3 separate regions of the Homo sapiens genome follow, and regions 1 and 3 are each linked to region 2. The links are chromatin loops, found by intact Hi-C in ENCODE. Cell type or tissue: heart left ventricle. All regions are shown on one strand. Each heading gives the region's core, and the rest is flanking DNA. Links, peaks and the distances in the headings are about the cores only. Region 1 has its middle 140 kb from the start of LINC01624. Region 2 holds the start of LOC105378150 (a long non-coding RNA gene). Region 3 overlaps LOC105378153 (a long non-coding RNA gene).

Region 1 (7,097 bases), core at 800-5,799, 110 kb after region 2:
TGGAGTGTCCTTGGCCTCCAATGTGTGGTCGTGGGAGGCAGAACCCACTGCCTCACCCCAAACACACTGAGGGTTTAAGTGCCTGGTCGTCTCCTCGGGAATAAAGTGCTCAGGACTGAGGGAACATCTCCAGCTCATTTCCTCACCAAAGCCCTATTTTCTCAGCTGCTCACCCCTATCAGACGGCTCTCCTGCCTCCTCCATCTCCCCACCCGGGCCACGGTCCCAGAGGCTGGGGCTGTGTCCACTGTGCTCCCGTCTGGGCCTTGGGGCTCACAACTGCTGCGTGTGCAGCCGGCACTCACTGTCATGGCTGAATGAAGAACTGGGGGCCAAAACAGGTGCCCGTCCACAAGGGCAGCCCCAGAAACTGAGCCCAAGGCCATGGGGTGATGAGGCCTGGGAGAGCAGCAGGCACCCACAGTCCATCCTCCAGCCACAAGGGAAGGGGAGCCGCCAGGGGGCTGGCCCAGCAGCCTCGGAGGGACCACAGGGGCTCGGAGCTGGGCGTGTCTTTCAGTGAATCCACACAAGAGCAGACTGAGCTAACACAGCTACCCTACCTGTGACACCACCACAGAAAGGCTATATATTTCTTAACCCTTTGTTACTATTGTTTATAGGGAAAAGGTCTCACTGTGTTCTCCAGGCTGATTTCAAACTCCAGGCCTCAAGTGATGCTGCCACCTCAGCCTCCCAAAGTGCTGAGATTACAGGAGTGAGCCACAGCACCTGGTCTGGATAAATTCTATGCTCAAATTGTTTAACGTTGTGAATGCACAGCCGGGTTAGAGCGAGGGGCCAAGTGCCCAGGTACCAAGCCTGCGATGCTACAGGACTTAATCAGCACGGAGGGAGGCCCGTCCCAATCCCCCCAGCTGAGGCTGGGGTCTCAGAGCCTACTCCACACAAAGGGTGTGGCTTGGGGTTGAATGAGGACTTGGATGAAAACTCACCTTTGCATGGACAACCCTGTCCTTGCAAAAGGGAGGAGGGAACCCACGGGCCCAGAAGCCACTGAGAAGCTGCTGGAAGCCTGATTGCGCTGGAGCCCAGCCCCCGAGGCCACACCAGGAGGAGGAAGGCCGCAACACAGAGGAAAGGGGGAGCCATGCCCTGTCCAAGGCTGGGTACATAGAGGAAAGGGCGAGCCACGCCCCGCCAAAGGCTGGTACATAATGGAAAGGGGGAACCACACCCCACCCAACACTAGGTACAAAGAGGAAAGGGGGAGCCAAGCCCCACCCAAGGCTGGGTACAAAGAGGAAAGGGGGAGCCACGCCCCACCCAAGGCTCAAGACACTGTTAACTTGGGTCTTGCTCCTGGAGGAATCAGTGCCGAGCCAGGTCTTCCACAGCTGATCCCACTGAGCCTGGCTCAGCACCACCCAAGCACAGGAGGGGAGTGGCTGCCCCAGACATGGGGGGCTCTGTAGGCAACAGGGCTGGCTGCAGGCCACAGAACACCCTCACTTCTGCTAGACACAGGCGCCTTCAGGCTTTGCTGCACCCCCGACACCCCGCATGTGCCAACAAGGAGGCCCCACGTTGCCGGCTCCAGAGGCACGAGGTGAAGAAAGACGGTGTGTGGCCCACAGGAGACCCTTTCCTCTCTGGGTATATCTATCTGCATGCTTGAGCCATCAACTCACCTCCAGTCTCAGGTGCCAGGCCGGCACCCCGACACACACAAGGTCAAGGTGGGTAGAGCAGACAAGCCTGCGTTTCTCAGTTTCTCATTAGCCTATTCAGGCAGGTGCCTCAGTGGGTAGAGGAGACCCAGCTCGTGCTTCTCATCAGCGTATTTGGGCAGGTGCCTCAGTGGGTAGAGTAGACCCAGCCCCACTTCTCATCTGCCTATTCGGGGAGGTACCTCATTGGGTAGAGGGGACCCAGCCCTCACTTCTCATCTACCTAGACAGGCAGGTGCTTCAGTGGGTAGAGGAAACACAGCCCCCACTTCTCATCTACCTAGACAGGCAGGTGCCTCAGTGGGTAGAGGAGACCCAGCCCCCACTTCTCATCTACCTAGATGGGCAGATGCTTCAGCAGGTAGAGGAGACACAGCCCCCACTTCTCATCTACCTAGGCAGGCAGGTGCCTCAGTGGGTAGAGGAGACCCAGCCCCCAATTCTCACCTGCCTATTTGGGGAGGTACCTCATTGAGTAGAGGGGACCCAGCCCCCCACTTCTCATCTGCCTAGATGGGCAGGTGCCTCAGTGGGTAGAGGAGACCCAGCCCCCACTTCTCATCTGCCTATTTGGGTAGGTACCTCATTTGGTAGAGGAGACCCAGCCCCCCACTTCTCATCTGCCTAGATGGGCAGGTGCCTCAGTGGGTAGAGGAGACCCAGCCCCCACTTCTCATCTGCCTAGATGGGCAGGTGCCTCAGTGGGTAGGGGAGACCCAGCCCCCACTTCTCATCTGCCTATTTGGGGAAGTACCTCATTGGGTAGAGGAGACCCAGCCCCCACTTCTCATCTACCTAGACAGGCAGGTGCCTCACTGGGTAGAGGAGACCCAGCCCCCACTTCTCATCTACCTAGATGGCAGATGCCTCAGATTTCACTTCCGCCGAGCCAAGACCCTCTAATCCACAGCTCACCTCCAGAGTGGCATAAAAGCTTCCCCAATTAGTGAAGACAGTGAGAGCCGAAATAGGAATCAATATTCCAGGCAAACCCTGATTTCACACACACAGAATGAGAATATGCTGGAGCTTGCCTCTCAGGCAACTGGAGTTAGCTCTGGGCAGACCACCTGCAGAGCCGCGCGACTGGACAAAGCCATCGCTAAACCCTGCCCTTAATGCCAATATTTGTGGAGTGATCATTAATGGTTCTGCATTACCTGGTATCCCAGCCTCAGTGCAACCTAATACACTGCAGCTGCGCAGAGCAGGCAAAGGCGCCGGCAGCCCATTGTCTAAGAAAAATAGTTGGAATGCATTCGAGATAAGCAGAAGCCGTGCAGGCACTAGCGCCGGGGGAATGAATTAGGTAATGGGAGCCCCATCACATGCAGGGGATCAGGGTGCCTGGAGCAAAGCCAGGAGACCGCACGCAGATCACCAGTGTGTGTCTGCGGGCTGCGGAGGCCATGGCCAGGGTCAGAAGTTACACGGAGAGGAGCGCATGAGCCTGCTTATGCCGCCAGGAAGCCGAAGGACTTGGCCACAACAGGAGCAGCTAACATTTGTCCCATGTTGGTGAGCTGGGCCCTGGCCAGATTGTCCTGCATTCCGTGAGCCGGGCCCTTGCCAGAGTTTGCCTCCATTTTTTATTTCACTGCTGAGAAAACACAGGGGCCAGGTACTTCATCAAGCCCATTAAGAAGATACAGACTTGAGTCAGAGGAGGAGTCAAGGGCTGAGGCCGCAAAGCTGTGGCCAGGACTTGAATCCAGGCCGGTGGGGTGTAGCCGGCAGGTTCAATCACGTGCTCGTCCCGGCCTGTCTCACGTGGGCCCGGAAGGCCGGGGTGAGAACAAGATGTCTGGGGCTTTGAGGGGTGGGAGGAATCCGCGGGGTGGGGCTTTTGCCCTGCCCAGGGCTGCTGTGTGACGTGGGACACCCCAGGGGCGGGAGAAATCCATGGGGTGGGGCTTTTGCCCTGCCCAGGGCTGCTGTGTGACATGGGACACCCCAGGCTACCAAGCGTGACTTGGGTCATGGGACCGGACCTCTCCCTCCAGCAGCTGCAGATCTGAGAGCCACACTTCCCTGGTAGTGCCAAGCAAGGGGTCCTAGCAGAGGGAACCGTGGCACCTCAAATTCCACAGTCCACCCTACCCGAGGCCACCTCTCAAGTCAGCTTGCCCCATAGGGTGCAGCCATGACCACACAGACACACCCTCTCCCTCACCAGACCTCGAAGGAGAGGCGCACAGCCTCATATGGCTCCCATAGATGTAGAAAGTTCCAGAACACAAATCACACACCCGGAGACCATTGCTGGGTGAGCAGTGGAAGCTACTCTAGGCCAGCGGTTTCCAAAATGCCCTGTGAATTTCCTGCCACCTCTCAGTCACCGCGGAGCTTCGTAGAGCTGCAGACTCTACCTCCACATCCCACACCTCTGCTGCCCAAGGGTCAGCACTGGCCAGCTGGAACTTGGAATTCTCTCATTTCAGAAACGTTTCTACCTTAGAAATGATGGCTTCCCACCGAGAAACAAGCAGTGCGCACCACAGCTGCCGTCTTCCTCCGCACGAATGTGCACGAAACAAAGGCTAATAAAACTCACATGTCCGTGGGCACTGTAAGTACTTCCGTCATAAATGCTACACGTTCCACACATCCGACCCTTTGCTTTCCTCTTTATCTAGATCTAGGACCTGCAAACTTGTTCTGTAAAAAGCCAGAGAGCGTGAGCCTCAGGCTTCCTGGGCAGACAGGTCGGAGGGGAGGGAGCGGGCAGCGTCCAGTGAAACTTCATTTACAGAAACGGCCATGGCCAGGTTTCGCCCTAGGGCCGTTGCCGACCCCTGAAATTGCGGGAAGCTTTTTTCCTCCGTTTGCTGGAGACGCCTTTCCCTCAAGACAAGGTGAAGATTGCAGTGCAAGCTGCGTCTTCCTTCTTGGTCTTTGGAGGAGGGTGAGAGGAGCCCCACTCTCTGCCAGCTCCTCCCCTTCCTGCCGGAGCCGGCCTTTCTGACCCGAGCCTCCACCGCACACATCTGTGCCCTCAGATCCCTGCCTGCCTCCTCCCATCACGGCCCCTCCCGCTCCCACTCGCAGAGGCCAGAGCTCGCCGAAGCCCAGACACCGCCAAGGGCGCCTGTCCCTGGAAGTGCAGGGAGCTGCTGGGCTGGAGGGAGCCCAGTGTGCGCCCCCACGGAGGCCATCACCACGCAGGCTACATGGGCAGGCTATGTGGGAACCAGGCCCACGGTGTCCCCGGACAGCTCTGAGTTGATGATAATGGTGACTCTGCGGGAGGACAGAAGACAGCGGATAACAGCCCCGAGGGAGGGGCAGCAACACCAGCTGCGGGCTGGAAAGGCAAAGGCGGCCGCCAGCCTCACAGGTGCACTGGGAGGGGAAGAGGCTCACACAGCCCCCGCTCGCCCGGGCCTGGGGACGTCTGAGTGGAGCCTCCGCCCGGGCCTGGCCAGCGCCCTGCTCGCTTTGCCCTCGGGGCGTGTGGAGCCCCCGGCACGCTGGCTTCTCTCTGGGAGGCCACCCAGATGGCCGGCCCCTACCCCGTCCGTCCACCCTTTGCTTCTCTAAAGGCCCAATTCAGAGCCCGTCCCCTCCACAGAGCCTTCTCCGGGAGCCCCGCCACCCCGGGCTCTTCCTTCTCTCGTGAGTCTCCTGCTGCTGCGTGTGCGGGGCCCGCCTGCGGCAGGCCTTGGGCCCCTACTTCGTGTGCGCGGGAGGAGCTGGTGGGCACCTTCCCAAGAGCGGGGACCTCGCCTGAGTGCTCACGGCTCCCCCTCCAGTGCCGCGCAGGGCTGGGCACAAAGCCGGCACCGACACCCTGGACACCTTGGGCTGGTCGGCGCTTCGTCTCCTGCCACCGGCTCCTCAGACCGCGCCCTCCCCGCGGACTTTTCTCCCACTTGACTTGATCAGCACCGTCCTCCACCTGCTACTCAACGCGTGGCCCCCGGACCAGCGGCGCCAGCATTGCAGGGGCGGCACCCGCGAGACACCGGATCCACGGCCTCGCCACCTACGGGGTCAGAAACGGACGCCACGAGACCCCGGGGGCCTCCGTGCCAGCAGCACCGGGTCGCCAGCCCGGGCCATTGCGCACAGGGACGCTGACGACGACTCGCCCGCGATGGAAGAAACGGTGAGATAACAGTGCGGGACCTGGCGACCCGCACCCGCGGCCGAGCCCGAGCGCACCGGAGCCGGAGAGATCACAGCCCTTGCCGAGGCCGGGATTCCGGTGGCTCAGGACGCTGAGAAAGCGCAAGTCCTTCCCGTGGTCCAGGCGTCGGGGCTCCAGCCACGTCCCCCGACCTCCGCGCGCCGAGGCCCGAAGGACCTGGGGATCCTGGCGCGTGGTTCTCGGGGCGCTCCGGCCCTGCGGCCACCGCCGCCCTGCACGGCCCTTCCAGCCCCAAGTCCTCCCACGCGGAACGATGCTGAGTTTCGCAAGTCCTGGGCGGGAGGAGCGTTGAGCTGTGGCTCTCATTTGAGTCCTTTAGAACACGCTCCTTCATGTCGGATTCTCCCGAAGTGTCTCGGGCTGTTTTGCAGTTTTGCTGAATCGGATGGCAAACGCCCAGGACTGTGGGAGGGAAATAACAGGATGACTCGGGGATCATTAATCCCAGCCTGGTGAGAGCGACGCCGGCGAGACAAGGCCAGGCCCATCTGCCGAGCTGCCCTCTCGCAGCCTTTTACTCCAGGCGAGCGTGTTCGCTCCCTCTGCCCCTCAGCTTCAGGCCCGTTTCTGAGAAGCAATAGGAAACTCGCAGGCCATAAAAAACGCACAGGCCCGTCCCGAGCCCTTCCTGTGTCCTAAAAATACAGCGCGTCCCTGCAGTAGCTATTTTGGAAGGAGCCAGCAGAGTGTTTCCTGCAGATGAAAGGCCCCGAGGCGCCATAAACAGGATCTCAGACCCGGACTCTTTTTGGAATGAGGTCAGAGCCCCAGGGACCAGACCAGGCGCTGCAGAGGCCGGGGCCCAGGGCAGACGCCTGCTCCAAGGAGCACCTTTTTGGGGGGTCGGGTTGAGGGGGTGGTGTTTTTGTTTTTATTAGTTTTATTTTGTTTTGAAATTCAAACTAACTCAGAAAAGGCGGGGCGTGAAGAAACGTGTAGGATGAGGAAAGAGAACTTGTGAGCCTTAAGAGCTGCCCGGCGCCGTCTTACCAGGCCTCGCCCGGCCCGGCCCTGGCCCTCAGTTCCCTGCCAGGGTTGGGACTTAAGGGAGATCTTATGACCTAGGAAATCCATTCACTGAAATTGGGGGTGGGGAGGGGGAGCCCGGAGCCCCGCAGCCTCAGAGGCTCTCGCTTCACAGTGGGGAGCCAGGACTGGGAGGAACAGGCGGGAAGGAGGAACAGGTGGGAAGCCCCTTCACAGGCTCCTCCTGGGATTCCCCGGCAGGGGCTAAGCTGATCCTGCAAGAGTTATGC
Region 2 (7,097 bases), core at 804-5,803:
CAGCACCGCCATCCCACAGTTTCCTGACCCTAAAGTGTCTGAGGCCCCCACTGCCTCTGGCCAAAGCACATCACCTGCAGTTCACTCCCAACTGCCCCTCACCACTTATGGAGCTCCCGCCAAAGCAGCTTCCACGTGCTGAGGACGGCAACCTGCATAGTTCACTGAGGGGTGCTCAGTTGCCCTCCCAGGGTTGGGGCAGCTTGTTGAGTGCAGATAGTGAGACGGAGTAGGAGGCTGAGGGGCAGGAGGTTTGCCACCTGCAAATCACAGGTGGATTTCTGCCGTTAATGACAATGCTCTGTGCTGATGAAGGCCTAGTCTGTCACAGTTAGTAATTCTATAATAACACATTACATTTTCATAGCATTTGTACATTTTCCAAGTATTTTCATGTTCATTACTCTTTAATAATAGCTACAACTTTTTTTTGACCTGAAGTACACTCCTGTGCTGCCCACTGACATTTATTAACTCATCATATCCTACGCATTTATTCTTCACTCACAGGCGAGAAAGCTGAGGCCTGAAGATGTCACCTACACTGATGGAGGTCAGTTAATTCAGGTCTGTCCGACCCAGAACCCACACCCTAAATCACTGCAGGCCACTGCCTTCTCCCCAAAGTGCCCTGTAGGAAGATTAAATAAAAACTCGCCTTCTCCCAATTGAGCCAATGGTCCCAGCAACCATAGTGATGGCACTATCAGGCAGGGCAGGTCCCCCTCTTACCGATATGGGAGCTGAGACAAGGAGCCCCTCAGAGCCCAGTCTGAAGTTTCACAATGAAGACAGCTAAGTCACTCCCTTCCTCCCTGCCTCCCCCGTCCTTTCTTCCTACCTTTCCTCATCAACGAAGCATCCATTAGAAGCCTCCCCTATGGAAAACATTGCTCTGTGAGGATACTATGAAAGTCTCCTGGAAATCAGGAGTGGTCTGGGAATTTCCAGGGTTGTGTGTGCACACGCGCATGTGTGTTTCTGTTGATAGTACTATTAACAATACAGTAAAAAATAAAGCACTGAATCAGAATTTCTTAAAATTGTTATATATTTCAAACATTTGCACTCAGCATATTAATGTTTTTATATGTAATTCACACCATTTTATTGGCAGTGTGTCTGGAAATGGGACTAACATTTATAAGAGCATGTGCCTTTATAGAAATGCGGAAAAGAAAAATGCTGTCTCTCACTCGTGTCATTATGTGACAGTAGGTAAAACTGCATGTGGAGAATGAAGTACTGAAAATAAAAAATTAAGGCCCTTCATTAGTATTAGGCCCTGGGTCAGCTTGGGCGAGACAGTCTCCACCTCACAGATTGGCGTCTGCTGGGTTTAAACTCTTCCTCCCAAAGCACACAGCCTCTTGCCTGTTGCCACCCAGTTGAGTGTCAAGTGGAAGTTCGGAGCCATTGGCTCCATCCCGGCTGCCCACAGAGGGAAAAAGTGCTGCTAAAGGGGTCGTGTGTTTGGGGAGATGGACTGAAAGCACTCGTGGGTGTGGAGAGGACCGTGGGCTCTGTCCAAGCCCTGCTGCCTCTGGCCTGGACTGGGAGTGTGCTGCAAGGTCTGGGTGTCCAGGGCCATCGACTCTCTGGACAGCACCGTTCAGTGTGTGCTTCCCTCACATCTGCGGGGGCTACTCAGGAACAGGAAGCTGTCCCAGGCTCTCTGGACCTCATCTGCCAAATAACAGAACAGTAACATTGCACAGGTTTGTGGGAAGATTTGTGGAAATAATTACATGTCTCTAGTGAATCTGAACTAGAATTCGCAAAGGATATATGTGGGTTAGGAACCTGAGACTAGTTCTGCGTATCCTATAATGCAGCATCTGCATACCATAGTATTGGTGAGATCAACACACTTTGCGTGGAAATTGTGATCCCTCACTTCAGACATGCATGAAAGGCCCTAGATCATGCCCTGGTGATGCCTGCCATGGTTTCCAGCACGGGCCCTCAACCACACAAGCTCTAAGACTGCACCAGCAACGTTGACCAGAGCTTGTTCTTTCAACTATCTATATGGGCATCATCCTTACCTCCACCTCTCCACCGGCATGTCCACCTCTCCATCTACACGTCCACCTCTCCGTCCGCGCGTGTGTCACCTCTCCATCCACACATCCATCTTTCCACATGTCCAGGAAACTGTTGCCCTGGGGGCCAGAAAAGTGTAGTTTGTAGCCCTCCACACTAGACGCACACTTTTGCTGTCTCCACCTTGCTAGTGTGGTGGGCCACGGTGACCCACTCTGGTTGGTCGGTCAGCACACAGTGCGGCGACCGCAGCTCCGTGGTAGACGGTGCACTGGGACCCAGCAAGGCTGGCCGTCCCTCTGGCGGGGTGGTCAGAGCCGCTTCCTGGAAGGCGGATTTCAGCCGAAGTGCTAATGTCGCCAGGACTTCCTGGCCGCGGACCTGCAGAAGGAGCTCCCAGAACAGTGCAGGCCACGGGGCTTTAATGCTGCTCCTCCTTCTGCGTCCCATTTTACAAAATAACATTAATAGTAGGTTGATCACAGTTAATTGTTGTTTTGTAGATTGAAAGCATTTGGAGATTGACAATTTAATAAAGTTTATATTGTTCCAGCTAAGCATAAAAACTTAAAAATTTATAAAGCGCCTTCTAAAACAGTCACTTTGCTTCAAACATTTCAATCCTCAAACCCGCCACGTGACTAAGTTAGGGCCGGTATCCTTCTCCCGGCCTCAGGTGAGGAAACTGCCTGCGCCAGGTTCTCTGGGCCGCGCGGAGCCGGGGCTGACACAGCTGCGGGGCTGGGGTTTCCGATCCCAGCGCAGAGCGTCTCCCGCTGCTCCTGCGGGCGTGAGGCTCCCGGGATGCCCCTCCCTGAAGTGGGTCGGGACCCGCATCGGGATCCGGGCAGCCAGGCCTCGCAAAAGGCCCTGGGCCCGGGTCTGCTGCTCCGGCCTGACCCCTCAGAACCGCCCGAGGCTAGCGCGCCGGGAACCCCGGCCTCAGCCCCTCGCTCCCGCCGCCCTCTGTCTGGAGCTGCCGGGCCGCTCCGCCCCGCACGTGGATCCCGGCGGCCGCCCTAGGTGGGGCCTCTTGGCCGGGCCGTCTCCAGCGCCCGCCCTCCCGTGCGTCCCAGCTCGGTGGTGAGCGGCGTTTCCCGCCTTTGTCTTCCACCCCCTCCCAGCTCTGCCGTGGGAGGTGGCGCCCTTCTCCGGCTCTCCTCAGGCCGCGTTCGCGCCTCACGGGAGGTCTCGCCAGCCGGGCAATGCTCGGCGCCGCTTCCCGCGCGGGCTGAGGAGAGATGGCGCAGAGGCGCTGGGAACCCACGGGCTTCTGAGGAGCGCAGCGGGCACGACGACGGAGCGGAGTCCTGAGGCCACAGCTGAGGAAAGGGTCAAGCTCAGGCTCCCAGGCGGTGGCCGAGGGGACCCCGGGTGGGGCGGAGGCGCATCCTGGGAGGCGCTCGGGGAGGGTGCTATGGAGGCCGCCCGAGGCCGCCCCAGGCCGCAGGAAACAGGCGGGCGCGTCCTTCCCGCCTCAGCTACAGGCCTGTGGGGCCGCCTTCCGGGCGCCGCAGCCGCCTGGGCTGTGTGGTTCCATCTTGCAGATGGGATCAGATGGCCCTGGAGGTGGGGTCCCCCGGGTGTGCGCCCCAGACGTGCAAGCGCCTCCCCACGCCCCATCAATAAGGGTCACAGCCCCCTCCCCAGACCTGGCGGGGCCTCCCAGCCCTTCACGCAGCGCTGACGGGGCCTCTGCCCACCGGCCACCCTGGTCTCAAGACGGAGCCCACGTCTCCTGCTTGGGCTGGATGAGTGACCCTTCCCTGCGGCCATGAACAGGGAGCTTTAAACGTGTTGAGGTTGGACCCTGCCCAGCCCGGCTGAACCCCACTCTGTAGGAGGCGCAGGCATCAGACGCCGGGGACGTCATGGTGGAGGAGACTACCCGTGAGCCCGGTGACGTCACGGTGGAGACCACCCGCGAGGCTGGTGACGTCACAGTGCAGGAGACCACCGCGAACCTGGTGACGTCACGGTGGGGGAGACCACCCCGAGCCCTGTGACGTCACGGTGGAGGAGACCACCCTGAGCCTGGTGACGTCACGGGTGGAGGAGACCGCCCCGAGCCCTGTGACTTCACGGTGGAGGAGACCACCCTGAGCCCGGTGACGTCACGGGTGGAGGAGACCGCCCCGAGCCCTGTGACTTCACGGTGGAGGAGTCCACCCCGAGCCTGGTGACATCATGGTGGAGGAGACCGCCCCTGAGCCCGGGTGCCCCTGATCCCAGGCACTGGATGGGATCCCCGGGGGCCATGTTTTAAAATCAGTTTATTTGCTCTCTCATCTATAAATTATTTTTTAATTGCAATAAGACCGCCTACTCAAAAAGAGTTCTGGAGACAGATGATGGTGGTGTCTGCATGTAGGAATGTATTTAATGCCACTGAACTGAACACTTAAAAATGGTTAAGACGGCACACTTTTTGTTACCTGTATTTACCACAATAAAAAATTGGGAGAAAAAGTAAACACTGACCTTTCAAACACACTAGCTGGTCCTGAGGATGTGCGTTTTGTGTTAGTGAGGCATAAAGGAACCTCAGAGCGTTGGCCAAAAGATGTGGCCATTAATAAACTATGATTTGGGGTAAATGTCTGAGCCTCATTTTTTCAACTGTATAAGGGAGATTAAAAATAACATAGTCCTCTGTGATGTGGGGGCAAATAACAAATGTTTGCTTTGGTAACTGCAAATTGTGAATAAATGTCACTGTATAGTTAAAAAACAACAGCAGCTCATCTGGTCAGCACAGCACCACCAGCCTCCCTCATGGCAGAAACCCAACATCTGGTCAGCATAGCACCGCTAGCCTCCTTCATGGCAGAAACCCAACTCTGGTGTAGCGTCAGCACTGAACAACAGATGGAACATTAGCCCAGGACACATAGCGGATCCTGAAGACAGGCATTTGCTCGTGGGTTGAATTTGGAGAAGCACAACACATTCAGAGGGTAACTGTTCCTGATCTTCAAGGTCGTCCATTAATAAGTGTTCAAAGTTGGTTTGTTCTCCAGTTTTCGACGTATCTGTGTGTACAGTGAAGTGTCAAGAACTCCAGCCTCCACCGATTCGAGACCACTTGTCCTCTGTACAAATACTTAGCCTGGCAGCAGAGCGAAGAAGAGACTGCAGGGCATGTTTGTTCTCTGCAGATGCTGGCACCACCCACGAAAGGCAAACAACTGTGTCTGTGGAGCTGGATCCCCTCTGGTCACAGGGAACAGCCAGACTTCCTGGGACAGGGGTCAGAAGGCGGGAGACAGGCAGGGGCAGCCAGTGAGGAAGGAACCAGGACGAGGTCCCAGTAGACGCCCGGGAGGAGACAGCCCAAGCGGAGGAGAGGCCTGGAAGCAGGCGGGCGCCCTGAGCCTTCATGTCCCCTTTGCTGGTAAGCAGCATCTGCCTACGACCTCCTAACCTCGCATTCAAGAGTCCACTGAGCACGGGCATGGGGAGGGAGCATGTGGACGGCCTCTAACCTGTGCGCCAGCCGACGGTGCCACCAAACGGGAGGCGTGGGCTGTGGGTCTCCCCTTCTCACTGGGCATGGGTGTGGGGAGGGAGCATGTTGATGTTGATGGGCCTCTAACCCACATGCCAGCAAATGACGATGATGCCACCGTGGGCTGTGGGTCTTCCCTTTTGAACCTGCATATGCAGCGGCACCTGCTTCAGGGCATCTACAAGCCGCCCCTGGCCCCAGCACCACGACACCTCTGCCCCTAAGGAGCTGCGAGTCCCTGGCCCCCAGGCTTGCCTGGGCCACAGGTTTCTCATGGGAATGGGGATCTTCATAGCACCTCACAGGCCTGCTGTCCTAGGGGCCACTGAGACCATCGCTGCAAGGCTGCGAGGTGCACCACCCGGCTCAGTTCTGCTGTGTGGTGGTGATAAGATGACATCTGGGGTTTTGTTTTTGCTTCTCTGACTTCCCATCCTTTCAGGCTGGAGGCCCCTGACCCTGCTGGCGTGGCCAGGGGGTTGGGGAGGGAGTGCAGGGAGCTAACCCAGCTGACCAGCTCAGACTGGGAAGCCTCAGGTGGGTAGGGCAGGCCCGGGGCTGGGGAGGCTCCGCCTTTGACCAGGAGGCCTGTGGCAGAGATGCCTCAGGGGTAGGGTTTCCTGGCTGTTTATTTCTAGGATAGGACCGATGCCAGTGTCCCTTTTAGAAAAGCTGGAAGAAGCATTCCTGGGTGAAAGTCTGGACAACAGTACCTGCCTGGGCGGCCCGGGCTCTGCCCCCGCTTCAGCACCCGGGGGGCCCTGAGTGCCTGGCTGCTGAGTCACCTCTGTAGAGCCAAATTCCACAGACGCGCACCTGGCGCCAAACACCTGGCTCCTGGACCTGCCTGTTCAGGCGCTGTGCCCAGGTTTCTACGTGCCTGGAGGGCGGGAGGCCTGCTGGGCGTGCATGCGATCTCATCAGCACACTTAATATACATGTACCCACACCCTGCAGGCGCGTGGACAGGCGGGTCATGGCCTGGTAGCAAGAGCACACCTGGAGATTCTGTGGTGCCTTAACTTTCCAAAGCACTCTCATGTGACTGTCCCACGATCACGTCTTCCATCCCTGCCCTCTCAGCCAGGCTCCAGGCCGGGCTCTTCGCCTGCATTGGTGGTGGCCCCTCTGCAAACTCAGTGCTAGACAAGACAGACTATTGTATTTTGTCCTTGGAGGAACGGAGGCTCAGAGAGTGTGAGCTACACACCCAGGCCACACAGCTGGGGTGTGTCACACAGGCATGAGTGTTCTGACCCTGGGACCAGCCACACCCTCCACCACTCTGGGCACTTCAGGCGAGCTCCTTAATCCCAGCCAGGCCTCTATACAAAGGTCTTAACTGTCTAGGCAAATATTTTAAGAAATGGGTGGATATATCTGCTTTAGGAAGCCCGTCCATGAATATCCATGCCTGTCCTAGCATGTAAATTGAAGGACGTCTTTCCATTGAAGAAAGGCTTTTCTTTGAAGAAGCCTTGCTATAAAGTAGAGGTGAACTTCTCGGCCATGTGCAGGAAGGATGGCTTACATCAAAGTACAT
Region 3 (7,097 bases), core at 740-5,739, 130 kb after region 2:
GCCCCTCCACTGCCTGCAGGTAGACAGGGACTTACCTACCCCACCAGCCTGCTGCCTGCTGCCCCTCCACTGCCTACAGTGTAGACAGAGCTTCACCCTCCCCAGCAAGCCTGCTGCCTGCCACCCCTCCACTGCCTGCAGTGTAGACAGAGCCTCACCCCCCACCACAAGCCTTCTGTGTAGACAGAGCCTCACCTACCTGACAAGCCAGCTGCCCACCACCCCTCCAGTGACTGCTGTGTAGATAGAGCTTCACCCCTCCCAAAAAGTCTGCTGCCTGCTGTCCCTCCACTGCCTGCAGTGTAGACAGAGGCTCATTCACCGCCAAGCCTGCTACCTGCTGCCCCTCCACTGCCTGCAGTGTAGACAGGGACTTACCTACCCCACCAGCCTGCTGCCTGCTGCCCCTCCACTGCCTGCAGTGTAGACAGAGGCTCACCCCCCCCACAAGCCTGCTGCCTGCCATCCCTCCACTGCCTACAGTGTAGACAGAGGCTCATCCCCCGCCAACAAGCCTGCTGCCTGCCGCCCCTGCACTGCCCGCAGTGTAGACAGATCTTCACCCTCCCCAACAAGCCTGCTGCCTGCCACCCCTCCACTGCCTACAGTGTAGACAGAGGCTCACCTCCTGCCAACAAGCCTGCTGCCAGCCGCCCCTCCACTACCTGCAATGCAGACAGAGCCTCACTCACTTCCCAGTGGCTTCTGGGGAGGAGGAATCCCTCCCTGAGTCCTCAGGCCCCTCATGTGGGTGAGTGTGGGTGGAGGGCGGCCTGGGCAGCAGCTGCTGGAGGAGCTGCAAACTCTGCCATCAGTGTACACAGTGATCCAGGTGCTGCCTCTGGCAATTCACGGGAGAATCCCAGAAAGTTCCGTGACATCATCTCCATAATCCCCAGTACACAGTGAAGCCGGAGCTGGAGAGAGATGGGCAGGTGGGGCTGGGGACCCAGGGATCATGACGGGGCACCTGGGGCGGGCACTGCTGGGCACTGCTGCCTCAGAACCTACTCAAGGTTCCACCTCCCAACACCGTTGCTTTGGGGATTAAATTTCCAACACAGGAGCTGTGAGGACATGATCAAATCACTGTGCCAGCTGGTCACCAGGGGGCCACCACTCCAAGGAACCCTGAAGATGGTGGACAGGAATTAGGAAGTGTTGAACCGTCTTAGATGGAATGCTGTTCATATGAAAGCAAGACGCTCTATCCTAGAATTGCTTTTATCATTTGGTTCTATTGCCACTTTTCGAAAATTGTGTGACGTGAAGCATGCAGAAATAAAAAGAAGTAACACAGAAATTCTCAGGTCCATCAGCCAAGGGGGCCTTGCTGACTGCAGGCGGAGGTCTCAGGCCCGCCCAGCCCTGGCGTCTCCGCAGGGCTCTGACCCCGAGACAGCTCCACAGCCCCCTCTATTCTCCCCCGGCGCTCACAATTCAACAACATGGACTTCATATTTGCCATTTGACAACTTGCCTTTTTCTGATAGGGCTCCAGTTGTGAAGTTAGCAAGAGCCTGAAGGCTTTTTTAAAAGGAAAGAAAAAATGTATATTTTTCTAAAAAAAAAAAATTCTAAGGGTGGTAAATTCCCTTAAGGTAAATCTGCTTCCCAGCTAATGCAAGAGCTGCAAGCAGCTGGGAAATGGGTGTTGTATTGTCTAGCCTGGCTCTGGGAACGGATTCATAGCTGCTGCCTGGAAGGTTAAAATGTGCAGAGGATTCGTGGAGAACAAGGAGAAAACCAAGACAGTCAGTTCGGTTTGGTTCCTGAGGGGGAAGCCCTGGGCTCATCATGGACGCCTAGAGGAGCGGGCGGCAGAGGCAGCTCCAGGCAGCTCCCGAGGGGAACCTGGGTATTTGGAAATCCTGGGGGAGTAGCTGAGGGAGGTGATTTAGAAGGTGATACTTTGGGCCTCGTGTCTTTTCTTTGGCTCTCTGTTGCTGGAGCAGAAAGACAGAGCAGTCTCAGGCATGCTTCCCTCCTCTCCTGGGCCAGCCTCGGATCAGCTGAGAGCCACAGCAGGGAGGGTGGGAAACCCAGGCTGGTGTTCCTGAGACAGCTCCTCCCGCCTGCCCCTGTCTCCTTCTGCTGAGTAGAAACAAAGCACTTCTCCCCACGTGGCAACGTAAATCAGGGATGTGTCTTCATCTCTAGTGATAAATAGGACTTTGTTTCATTCATTCTGAGGTGTTTAGAAAAGAACTGTTAAAAAAAAAAAAGCCAGATTGTCCCTCAAATTGTTCCTTCAATGCCTGGACACCTTTCTCCAGCCCTAGCAGGGCAAACGTCTGGGGATGTCAGACCGGACAGGAAAACCTTGAACTCCTTCAGAGCAGGAGGCTTTCCAGAATTCCAGGACGTCCCAACTCTCCCGCCGTGAGTGGCAGCTCAGCAGACCCGGAAGGAAGTGCGACCACGACTTTCCGCACTGAGGTCCTCAGCAAATGTTGATCCACGGGCTCCACGGCGCAGCCAGCACCGACTTCTCCACCCACTGGCCACCGAACCCTGTTCTCGCCAAGGCCTCCTTTGTCCACGCCTCCGAGGAGCTCGGCCCGGTGGTCACAAGTGCAGCCAAGAATGAGGGGCTATTTGGGTCAGGCAAGCCTGCCATGTTTCGGGAAAGTTGCCCCGGGGTTAGGAAACGCTCCATCTGAGGGAAATGGAGCTCCCCACCGGTTCTTGGAGCCCAGGCGTCGCCCACCCTGCTGGTTTTCTCTTTGGTGGGATTGTCTTTGAATTCCATTGTTGGCCTAGTTTCCTGAGCCAAACCTCAAACAGCTTGGCTGAGAGAGCACAGAACAGGAAAATCAGCTCGGAGAGAGGCTGGTCATAAGGAAATAGTCACTCGGCCGATGACGTCCACAGTCCCCTGACGTCTGTCCCCAGCATTGAGCAGCGGAAGCCACAGATTCTTGAAGCGGGAATTCAAGTCCTCAGGCAAAGGCGCATTGTGACTGTCTGATCAGCATTTCCTATTGATCTCTTTACAAATTACCTTTGTTCTCTAAGGCCAGGCAGGCATCTGGAGGCTGGAGCGGGAGGGCCATCGGGTGAGGCCCCGGCCAGCGCCTCAGACTGCCAGAGAGCCTCAGCCCCGCCCCACACCGTCCCAGGTCCCTGCCTGGAGGATCTGGAGCTGGGGACTGCTGTGAGGTGGACACGGTGCAGCTGATTCCAGGGCGCCCTGAGCTGAAGCAACACCGTGCAACCAGTCGCAGGTGCTCAGGACGAGCCGTACCAAGAGGGACGTTCCTCTGCCAGATCAAACGTGGGGTGGTTGTTCGGCCCAAGGCTGCCCGTGCTGTTCCCTGCACCCCAGTAAGCCAGGTTATGGGGTGAGCTCTGGCCCTGCCCTCCCAACCTCCCCCCCACCGGCTGGCTGGAGGCCCTGTGCTCGCCCGCCCGCCAGGCTGCGGCTGCCCTGCAGGAGCTGGGACTGACTCTAATTGTGATTTGATCCCGTTGTGTTTTCTCTGTGAAGTGCTTCACTGTTAGAAAAGTGAAGGGCTGCCGCCCGGCTGCATAAATTCCTCACACATCAATGTCCCCATTACAGCATGAGTCAGCAGCCCTGCCGGCAGGTGCTGAGAGTTTGGCGGCCAGCCCACTCCTGCAGAACTTCCAGAGCGAGCCATCTCCACGCAGAGGGGGAGCCTCCCAGTGAACCCCAAGCTGAAGACTGCCCTCTATCACCTCGTTTGTGGCAATGGGGGCTGTGGGGGAGGGGGAAGGAGGCATGTGCTGTTAGTAAGAGGCTCACATCTGACAAAAAAATACCATTCCCAGAAAGTCAGGCCTTTGAGGCGATCGCTACCTCACAACCATGACTCCCCCAGTCCCACCTGCATGAGCCGGACACGCCTGTCACATGGTGGCCTGCACCGAGCACCCGCACACCGGCCCCCACAACACCCCACTAGCTCTGCAGAAGGCCCCCTCCACCCACGCCCACCCCAGTGGACTCCAGTAGGTGGGCGCCCAGGTTGACTCCAATCCACAAGCAACCGCGGAAAGAGCAAGGCTGGGAAACCGGCAGGGGCCGCCAGGACCACAGCAACCTTCCTCCCTGCGCCTGCAGTCAGAGGTGCCCTGTGTCCCCGGAGGAGAGCGAGGGGCTCGGGAGGGTCCTCACTCACAGGCACCGGGCGCTTCGACTGCACCCTCATCTCCATCTGCAGGAGGCACAAAGGGGGACTGACAAGCCCAGTCAGGGTGCATGGGAAGGTCCTTTCCCACTAGACAAGCCAGTAGGGGCCAGGGCCCCAGGGGTACTGGCTGGAGGGGGCGTCTCCCCCACACCATCCTGGCCCTTGGGCTCACTGCAGACATGGAAGCCAGCAGGCAAAGCTGCACACCCCTCTCCCTCCTCCCAGCCCAGGCCTGTGTGCTCTCCCTCCTCCCAGCCCAGGCCTGCCTGCTCTCCCTCCTCCCAGCCCAGGCCTGCAGGCCAGGTAGTGATGGATAAGACGGGTCATTGCACCTGGTGCTGCACTCGCCTCCTGTTCCTTCCAGGAGGGTCTTCTCCAGCCCTGCCGGGAAGACCCTGGTGCACACAGGCCTTCCAGCATGGCCTGCCTAGCTCCTCGCCCTCCTGGGTCCTCACAGCCCCGGCCTCCTCCCTCCATGGTCGTGCTCTTCTGCTGTCAGCCCCAGGCCTCGCAGTATCGGCCAGAAAAGCCCATGCCCCTGGGCAAGCCCTGAGTCAGGGCCCCTCCACAGAACCCGGGACCCCTCCACAGAACCCAGGGACCCCTCCACAGAACCCAGGGCCCCTCCACAGAACCCAGGACCCTTCCACAGAACCCAGGGCCCCTCCACAGAACACAGGGCCCCTCCACAGAACCCAGGGACCCCTCCACAGAACCCAGGGCCCCTCCACAGAACCCAGGGCCCCTCCACAGAACCCAGGGCCCCTCCACAGAACCCAGGGACCCCTCCACAGAACCCAGGACCCCTCCATAGAACCCAGGACCCCTCCATAGAACCCAGGGCCCCTCCACAGAACCCAGGGACCCTCCACAGAACCCAGGGACCCCTCCATAGAACCCAGGGCCCCTCCACAGAACGCAGGACCCCTCCACAGAACCCAGGGACCCTCCACAGAACCCAGGGCCCCTCCACAGAACCCAGGACCCCTCCACAGAACCCAGGACCCTTCCACAGAACCCAGGACCCCTCCATAGAACCCAGGACCCTTCCACAGAACCCAGGGCCCCTCCACAGAACCCAGGGACCCCTCCATAGAACCCAGGGCCCCTCTACAGAACCCAGGGCCCCTCTACAGAACTCAGGACCCCTCTACAGAACCCAGGACCCCTCTACAGAATGCAGGACCCCTCCATAGAACCCAGGACCCCTCTACAGAACTCAGGACCCCTCTACAGAACCCAGAACCCATCTACAGAACTCAGGACCCCTCTACAGAACCCAGGACCCCTCTACAGAACGCAGGACCCCTCCATAGAACCCAGGACCCCTCTACAGAACCCAGGACCCCTCTACAGAACCCAGGACCCCTCTACAGAACCCAGGGCCCCTCTACAGAACTCAGGACCCCTCTACAGAACCCAGGACCCCTCTACAGAACTCAGGACCCCTCTACAGAACTCAGGACCCCTCTACAGAACCCAGAACCCATCTACAGAACCCAGGACCCCTCTACAGAACCCAGGACCCTTCTACAGAACCCAGAACCCATCTACAGAACCCAGGACCCCTCCACAGAACCCAGGACCCCTCTATAGAACCCAGGACCCCTCTACAGAACCCAGGACCCCTCTACAGAACCGAGGACCCCTCTACAGAACCCAGGACCCCTCTACAGGACCCAGGGCCCCTCTGTAGAACCCAGGACCCCTCTACAGGACCCAGGGCCCCTCTATAGAACCCAGGGCCCCTCTACAGAACCCAGGACCCCTCTACAGGACCCAGGACCGTTCTACGGAACCCAGCGCTTGTCCCCTGGCCCCTGCAGGTGTGTCCTGCTCTGCACTGCACAGGCAGTGGGAAGAGTGGGGTAGTTGCGGGACGCCCCGATTCTCTTCAGGAGGAGGTGTCACCTGCCTCACAGAGGACTAGGTGAGCAGTGGATGCAGGGTTTGTTTTAAAACAACACACAAGCCTTTCTGATCTCATGTTCCTTTCTAAGAATGGGTCTGGCCAAGACCTGCGCCTCCTGAGGGTCGCTGTGGAAATAAATTCTCTCTCCGCAGCCGACCGAGGCCACGTCCAGTGGCCACCACAGTGTCAGTTTCTGCTGTTTGCCTTTCTTCTGTTGGTCAGCACACTCCGTCCCTCAAAGCTGCGCAGAGAAAATGCAGCGATCACAGGGCCCAGGGCTGCATTTCGGAAGCCACAGGCAAGACGACAGCTCAGCTTTGCAGCCGCACACGGTCCTGCTGAGATGGAAAATGCAGTGAGCGGCGGTCAGCTATTTCGGGACTGAACGGGCTTACAACCACACTGCCAACTTCAGACAGCGGGTCCAGAGGGCGAGGGGCTGGCTGACAACCCACTAAAATATGGGATCCATTTCTAATCAAGATAAAGGATTAGGGACATGATGTCTGGTCACTTAGGAGCATAAAAGCATGTTTGGGGAAGTAATTATATGCTTGGGATGGAATCTTAAACCCAAAGAATGAGAAGCCAATTTATAGGCCGTGATAAAGCTGGGGCTAAATTGGTCCCAACTGTTGAGAACCTGGGTAAGATTTCAGAAGAAAAATCTTTCCACGGATGTTCCTATAGAAAGCCTGGCATCCACTCGGGTGGGAGGCAGTTGTTCTGAACCAGGGAGGCTGCGCCCTGCGGGGCAGGTGCACGCGGACCACCCCACGCCTTCAGCCGAATTGACTTCCACAGAAGGGGGCAGGGCTCGGGGATGGTCAGCCAAAGGAAAGCCAGACACCGCTGTGGGGTGGGGTGCACAGATGCCACCTCCATCGCAGCAGGCCTAGAGTAGACACAGGGTTCCCCAAGGGGCCCTTGTGAGTCACCTGCCCCTTCATCCCCGGGAGCCACGATGGGCTTTATGACCACACGTCCTCCGGGAGAAGCTGCCCGTTCCCATAGCCCCCACAGGGCCT

Evidence for each region. Peaks named below come from ENCODE experiments on the same cell type or tissue, not always from the same donor. Only the 100,000 strongest peaks of a DNase experiment are listed, where the experiment ranks them.
Region 1: a loop joins it to region 2, with 2.9 times the contacts of the local background. A loop is called at or near these places in 6 of 110 quality-filtered maps.
Region 3: a loop joins it to region 2, with 4 times the contacts of the local background. A loop is called at or near these places in 3 of 110 quality-filtered maps.

The regions. Positions count from the first base shown.
Region 1 is chr6:170,131,212-170,138,308 of GRCh38, forward strand. No RefSeq gene overlaps it. Among named protein-coding and RNA genes, the nearest start is that of LINC01624, 140 kb to the right of the region's middle. In heart left ventricle, for the core only: no CTCF peak of the experiment used is centred there; DNase peaks (open chromatin) are centred at 3,125, 4,720, 5,058 and 5,750; H3K4me3 peaks cover 1,432 bases; H3K27ac peaks cover 1,984 bases.
Region 2 is chr6:170,020,253-170,027,349 of GRCh38, forward strand. It overlaps LOC105378150 (a long non-coding RNA gene), which reads left to right and starts at 3,515. Exons shown (of 3, transcript XR_943318.4): 1 at 3,515-5,440. In heart left ventricle, for the core only: no CTCF peak of the experiment used is centred there; DNase peaks (open chromatin) are centred at 3,139 and 3,535; H3K4me3 peaks cover 1,352 bases; H3K27ac peaks cover 1,891 bases; H3K27me3 peaks cover 756 bases.
Region 3 is chr6:170,149,639-170,156,735 of GRCh38, forward strand. It overlaps LOC105378153 (a long non-coding RNA gene), which reads right to left. Exons shown (of 3, transcript XR_943322.3): 3 at 6,130-6,404. It also overlaps LOC101929614. Among named protein-coding and RNA genes, the nearest start is that of LINC01624, 120 kb to the right of the region's middle. RefSeq lists an enhancer at 2,899-3,802. In heart left ventricle, for the core only: no CTCF peak of the experiment used is centred there; DNase peaks (open chromatin) are centred at 2,563, 2,693, 3,583 and 4,563; H3K4me3 peaks cover 1,607 bases; H3K27ac peaks cover 2,234 bases.